Regions from separate parts of the Homo sapiens genome. Here region 1 is linked to region 2. The links are chromatin contacts, found by Hi-C or POLR2A ChIA-PET in ENCODE. All regions are on one chromosome and are shown on one strand. Each heading gives the region's core, a stretch centred on a gene start or an enhancer-like site at or near the end of the contact. The rest is flanking DNA. Distances are from core to core; before and after follow the strand shown. Region 1 has its middle 210 kb from the start of ACKR3. Region 2 has its middle 5.6 kb from the start of DRC11.

Region 1 (2,756 bases), core at 224-2,723, 270 kb after region 2:
GAGCCCAGCTGGTCCACAGACACCAAAATTGTGTGTCCTGGATGAAGTCAGCATCTTTCCCTCGCCCTGTGCCTTTCTTGTCTGTTGGTTCCTATTTCTGTTCCTACTCACAATCTACCTCTGGGGATATCACCTGTCTTTGTTTTCCAGAGTCACCTCTGCCAGCCCAAAAGCTGCTGCTTCTAGAAAGTCACTACCATTTCTAAAAAGTTCCTTGCATCTGGTCCCCCCTCATCACCATCCCCAGCACCTCATCATTGCTGAACCACAGCCCATAGCAATCTCTTTAGTCAAGGTTGTGCTTCACCTTCCTTCTTTGAATCAATGCTCTTTGAAACAATATCCCTAGGAGTTACTTTCTTCGTGACCTCTTCCCTAGAGGACGGCCTCCTTGTCTGCCTGCGCCTGGCTTCCCTCCCACCCCTACCTTTTCCACCATCATAATCACTGCCACTACCTCACTGAGATCCTGGCGTGCAGCTCTAATTTTATCTCTGACCTGCAGAAGGTGTGTGAGAATGGACTGAGATGACCTGAGCACGGGTGAAAGGTCCGCATCAAACCCAGAAAGTCAGCCGAGATCCAGGGGCGGGTTCTCATCCTACGGCCTCTCTACATTCGTTTCTGAGACACAAAAGGACTTCACAGTGAATGTTCAAGCAAATTAGAGCACAAAAACAAAAGGGTTGTGGGCAAGCAACTGCGAAGACCACAGCTGTGTTTTGGTAAATTCCCGGGCGAGGAGGATATGCCGGGTGAGTGAGGGAGGCCAGAGAGCGACAGAGTTCTTGGGTTAACTGGAAAATTCAATTATCCAGAACCACAGTCCATCAGCAATCTGTTTAGTCAAGGTTTTGCTTCACCTTCCTTCTTTGAATCAATGCTCTTTGAAACAATATCCCCAGGAGTTATTCGCTATAGAGTAGAAGCACAGATTTTGTCTATTTAGCAAAATAGGAGACGAAATGGAATGCTGCTGGGCTAATTGCTTTGCAAGGAAGAAGAGAGGCAATACTTCAGCACTTTAACCAGATTCCCTACTTTTGCTTTTTCCATTTGATCAATTTACATGTGTACTGCAAGAAATTGTGTTATAAGAAAGCTGAGCCATTCTGGTGTTCACTAAGGAATGTAGCTTTGATTAGTCCTTGTGTTAAAACAAACATAAAGTGTACGGGCTGCCACAGAAATACTTAAGTAGAAGGAGCTCTTTGTGGGACAGTAACATTTCTGTCAGTTCCCATGTCTGTTACATTATTGATTCCATCATTTTCTAGGAGCTCCAAAGAAATTGTTTTCTGAAATCCATGTGGCTTTAGGATTCTGAGTACAAATATGCTTTATTTTATAAGAAGTGAATTAATTCATGCAGCTCTCTAAAGCCACTAGTCAGGAGTAGAAACCATTGCCAGTAAGAACAAAAATACTAAAGAGAAGCAGAAATCCTACGCACATGCCCTTTGTAACTGATGTAATTGGTTTTTAAAGTGATGTAATTTAAAAAATACTGGAATGTTTTGCAATGACTCATACCTTAAGCCACATGGTCGGCATCCGTGAATGCTTGGCCACAGGTATCGTTGACAAATCCTTTGACCCTGTCATTCTGAAACCCATGCTGTCAGAGCCATAGTTTCCATCAAGAAATCTGGCCAACGGGATCCATATTTCCAGATAGTGTCCACATCATCCATCTATTCACACTCTCACTCAAAAAATATATCCTGAACTGTTATTATGGACAAAGCGCCAAAAATGGTGGTTTTTATCTTTTCTTTTTTTTTTTTCTTTCGGAAATGTGGTAATTAAGTCAAGTGTCAAAACAAATGCAACTGCTTGGCAAAAAAAAAAAAAAAAAATTGGCACTATTTCCTCTGAAGAAACAGACTCTATGCATGGGAATTGCTGAAAATGGGGCAAAAAGTCCCCTTGTACACTCTGCAGACTGCCCCCCTCCCCTGCAATCTAACCCTCTCATCTCTTGCCTCTGCTCTTGCAGCAGTTTCTAGACTCCCCTCCCAGTGTCCACTCTGCCCTCATCATCGTCATCCATAGAGCAGTGGCAGGGATTTTCACGTGGATCCCCACACCATTGCCCTGAGCAGCATGGGGTGTGGGTGCCCCAGGACACTTGACTCTGCTCAGCCCGGCCCCCACCCATCTCCCGCTGTTCACTCTGTTTGTTCTCCTTGGAATAAGACAAGATCATTTTTGCCTCTGGAACATTGCACTTGGCTGCTTCCTCTTTCTGGACTCCTTTCTGGGATATTTGCAAGGCCTCCGTTCATCCCACAGAGGGTCTGCCTCTGACCATCCCATCTCAAATAGCTGCTTCCCACCCACTCACAGTGGCTGACTCACACCACCTGGTATGATTGTCTTTATCAAAATGATCAGCCATCGATTTGTTTTGTACCTGAACATGTTTGCTGGTTTATTTCCTCCCTCTTGTTTCTTTTGTTCACCTCTATATCCCCTGTGGTTTTGTATGCTCATCACGCAGTAGGTGTTCAGTAAACACTTGCTAAGTGTCTTTGTTTTCAATTGCTGCTGTAACAAATTACTGCAAGTTCGATGGCTTAAAAACAACACACATTTGGCCGGGTGTGGTGGCTCACGCCTGTAAGCCCAGCACTTTGGGAGGCCAAGGCGGGCGGATCACGATGTCAGGAGATCAAGACCATCCTGGCTGACACGGTGAAACCCTGTCGCTACTAAAAATACAAAAAATTAGCCGGGCGTGGTGGTGGACACCT
Region 2 (2,832 bases), core at 274-2,773:
GATTCGTCCAGCCCCCAGGACCCTGCCACCTCCTAAGCATCCCTTCTCTGCCAACACACTTGCAGTGAGAGGGGCGCCTGACCCCTCTGGGAAGCCCATTCTGGTTTCGGAAAACTCTCACTATTGCTCTTTGGTTTTACATTGAAGCTCCAGGGAAAAACAGAACAATCCAATCCCTCTTTTTTTTTTTTTTGTTTGAGACGGAGTCTCGCTCTTGTTGCCAAGATCTTGTGCGATCTTGACTCATGGCAACCTCCGCCTCCTGGGGTTCAAGCGATTCTCCTACCTCAGCCTCCCGAGTAGCTAGGATTGCAGGCATGTGCCACCACATCAGGCTATTTTTTTTTTTTTGGTATATTTAGTAGAGATGGGGTTTCTCCATGTTTGTCAGGCTGGTCTCAAACTCCCGACCTCAGGTGATCCACCTGCCTTGGCCTCCTGAAGTGCTGGGATTACGGGCGTGAGCCACTGTGCCCGGCTTCCAATCCCTCTTTTATGGGAGCAGTCTTTGAAAAATTTAAGCCCATGTCCACCTGTCCACCTGCACCCCCCGCCCCTAATCAAAGTCCTCTTGGTTACAGAGTAAGAACCCTCAGCTTCTTCTACATTACAAGATTTTAAGTTGTCCTTCCCTCTGTGATGCTGTTAACACAACTTAGCATCCTTCAGACATAAACCAATGAAACAAAAGCTTCTAGTGGGAGGTGGTAGGCATTTCATCAAGTAGCAAAAGGGGCCCTTCCTTGAGTCTCCACACCTTAGATCCATTGTAGGGCGGTCACGCCACACCGATGACTCATGATGCCCATAGTCAGCTAACCCCCCAAAACTGCCTACAGTGTCTCCTGCTGAATGTCTCCTCTGTTATTCAGTGCATACATCATCCCATCCAGTTCCACGTCATCCCTCAAATGATCCATGCTATTGATAAACATGTTCTCAATGACAAAGCCAGGGCGCCCCACAGCATGGCACCAGAAATGAGTTCAAGTTAGCACCAATCCACAAGTTATAAACCTGCCAGCTGTGCTATCATCTGGCTTGTATTCCTCCTTGCCCTCAACAAATCCATGAGATAAGGATTTTCAAGCGCACAGTAATATGCAGCTATATCCTAGCTATAGCATTGCCTTATGTATTATGTTAGTAACTACAGAAATTTACAATTAGGCTGATCTGGCATGTCTTGTTTTTGGAAAATCCAAGATGATAATACTTGTTATCTCTGCTTCCTTTTCTAAAAACTCACAAATCATTTTAATGGTCTGGAATATTTCCTGTGATCACATGAAGTTCACTGGGCCAGAACCTGACCTATTTTATTTTAATGAGTCATCAGTCACTCAGAACCGCACAATTCTCTCCTGTAGTTTTTTTCATTATGCCATGACAATTCAGCCAAACCAGGGAACTTGTTTCTTTACCAGGCCTGAACCGGGGTTAAAGGGTCCCAAAGCAGCTCATCTGTCTACACCTCGGTCTAAGACAACTCAAGCTGCAACAGGAAGCAGGGCCTTTTCCTGCCACACGGTGGCAGGCCAGCCACTAACCAGTCAAAGTGGGGAGGATGCAATGCTTCCTGCTGCCACCTTCTCACCCAAGGACCCAGGCTCCTTCCTCACCTCCTTCGCTAACACCCCCTCCCATTTCCCCCAGTAACGGTAAGACTAAAGCATGACAAGACAGGAATACACTGTACCAAAAGATGAGGCTGTAAATACCAAGCACAGTGGACTGAGACCTTGCCCAGGAAGGCTCCTGGCAGCTTGCGGGAGAGCACTGGCCATGGAACTGACCATTAACATCCACCAAGGAGAAGCTACTTCCTTGAAGGGCCAGAGCAGGTCCTGGGCTTCCAGGGAGGACCAGAGCTCTGCTCCATCCACCCTGGTCTCTCTATCCTACTCAGTTCCATTCCAGGGTCCCATCCTGCCAGGCCTGAGTGATATTAATAAGCTTATTTTCTCTTCTTACATGAAAACTCTGAGCTTACTTGTTTAGTAACCATTCTGTGTACCTTGCTAGGCATCTGAGGTCCAAATCATTATTTTGATTCACTTTTCAAATAATTTCCTCTAAATTGGTCACTATTTCTTCCACAATTACTATGTTTTTGTCCTAAACAGTTGATGCCTTATTTTATGTCAAATGTACATGTCTTTATACAGCCTCATAATCAGACTGCCAGGTATCTGGGAAAATGTTTTTTTCTCCGTGTTCTCAATATGTATGAATTCAGTTGGGCAAATATTATGGACACCCATACTATGCCAATCACAATACTCAATGTGGTGCAATAGAAAAAGAAACCTTTGATAGGAATTCAGCCTTCAGGGAGTGGAGTAGAAGAGATAAAGGTAGGGGGTGATTAAATGTCACAGCACAAAGTCTTTTGGGAGTTTAGAAGAGAGAGGGGCTACTTTGCCCTTGGGAAAGTGGAAGGTGTTATGCTGGTGGGATTAGAGCTAGCTACGTAAAAGGTGAGTGGGGCTTTGACCTGAGGAAATGGGAGACCATGCCAGGTGAAGGAAACAACACGGCAAAGGTAGAGCAGCAGGAAAAGTACAGGGATATGTTCGTTCGAGAGCCAGTATTTGCCTTTGACCTGGGAATCGACTCAGGCCAGATGTTATATGGACTTGATAGCAGGCCGAGAACTTTGGACTGAATTGTACGGCGACCCTCAAACTATGGAGGTTTATGTGAGCAAGATAATTGCTCACAGGGTCATGAGGCAGGGGACAATTCAAAGACAAGAAGTAGAGATGAGTGGATAAACAAAATGTGGTGTATATGTAAATAGAACAACATACAGCTGTAGAGAAGAATGAA

Evidence for each region. A loop is a pair of places that touch in the nucleus more often than their neighbours do. ChIA-PET counts read pairs that join two places held with the same protein, here RNA polymerase II (POLR2A). Pooled maps may share reads with other maps.
Region 1: a loop to region 2 is called in a pooled map, with 1.8 times the contacts of the local background. The contact joins two enhancer-like sites. A Hi-C loop is called at or near these places in 2 of 168 maps with a recorded cell type or tissue (MCF 10A and mammary epithelial cell) and 4 of 50 pooled maps. POLR2A ChIA-PET finds 5 or more read pairs at or near these places in 2 of 52 experiments (A673 and CD8-positive, alpha-beta T cell).

Annotation. Positions count from the first base shown.
Region 1 is chr2:236,781,643-236,784,398 of GRCh38, forward strand. No RefSeq gene overlaps it. Among named protein-coding and RNA genes, the nearest start is that of ACKR3, 210 kb to the left of the region's middle. Within about 2 kb of position 1,474, at least 2 of the 41 ENCODE cell types and tissues checked have a DNase peak (open chromatin) inside an H3K27ac peak, as active enhancers do.
Region 2 is chr2:236,511,613-236,514,444 of GRCh38, forward strand. No RefSeq gene overlaps it. Among named protein-coding and RNA genes, the nearest start is that of DRC11, 5.6 kb to the left of the region's middle. RefSeq lists an enhancer at 1,672-1,741. Within about 2 kb of position 1,524, at least 2 of the 41 ENCODE cell types and tissues checked have a DNase peak (open chromatin) inside an H3K27ac peak, as active enhancers do.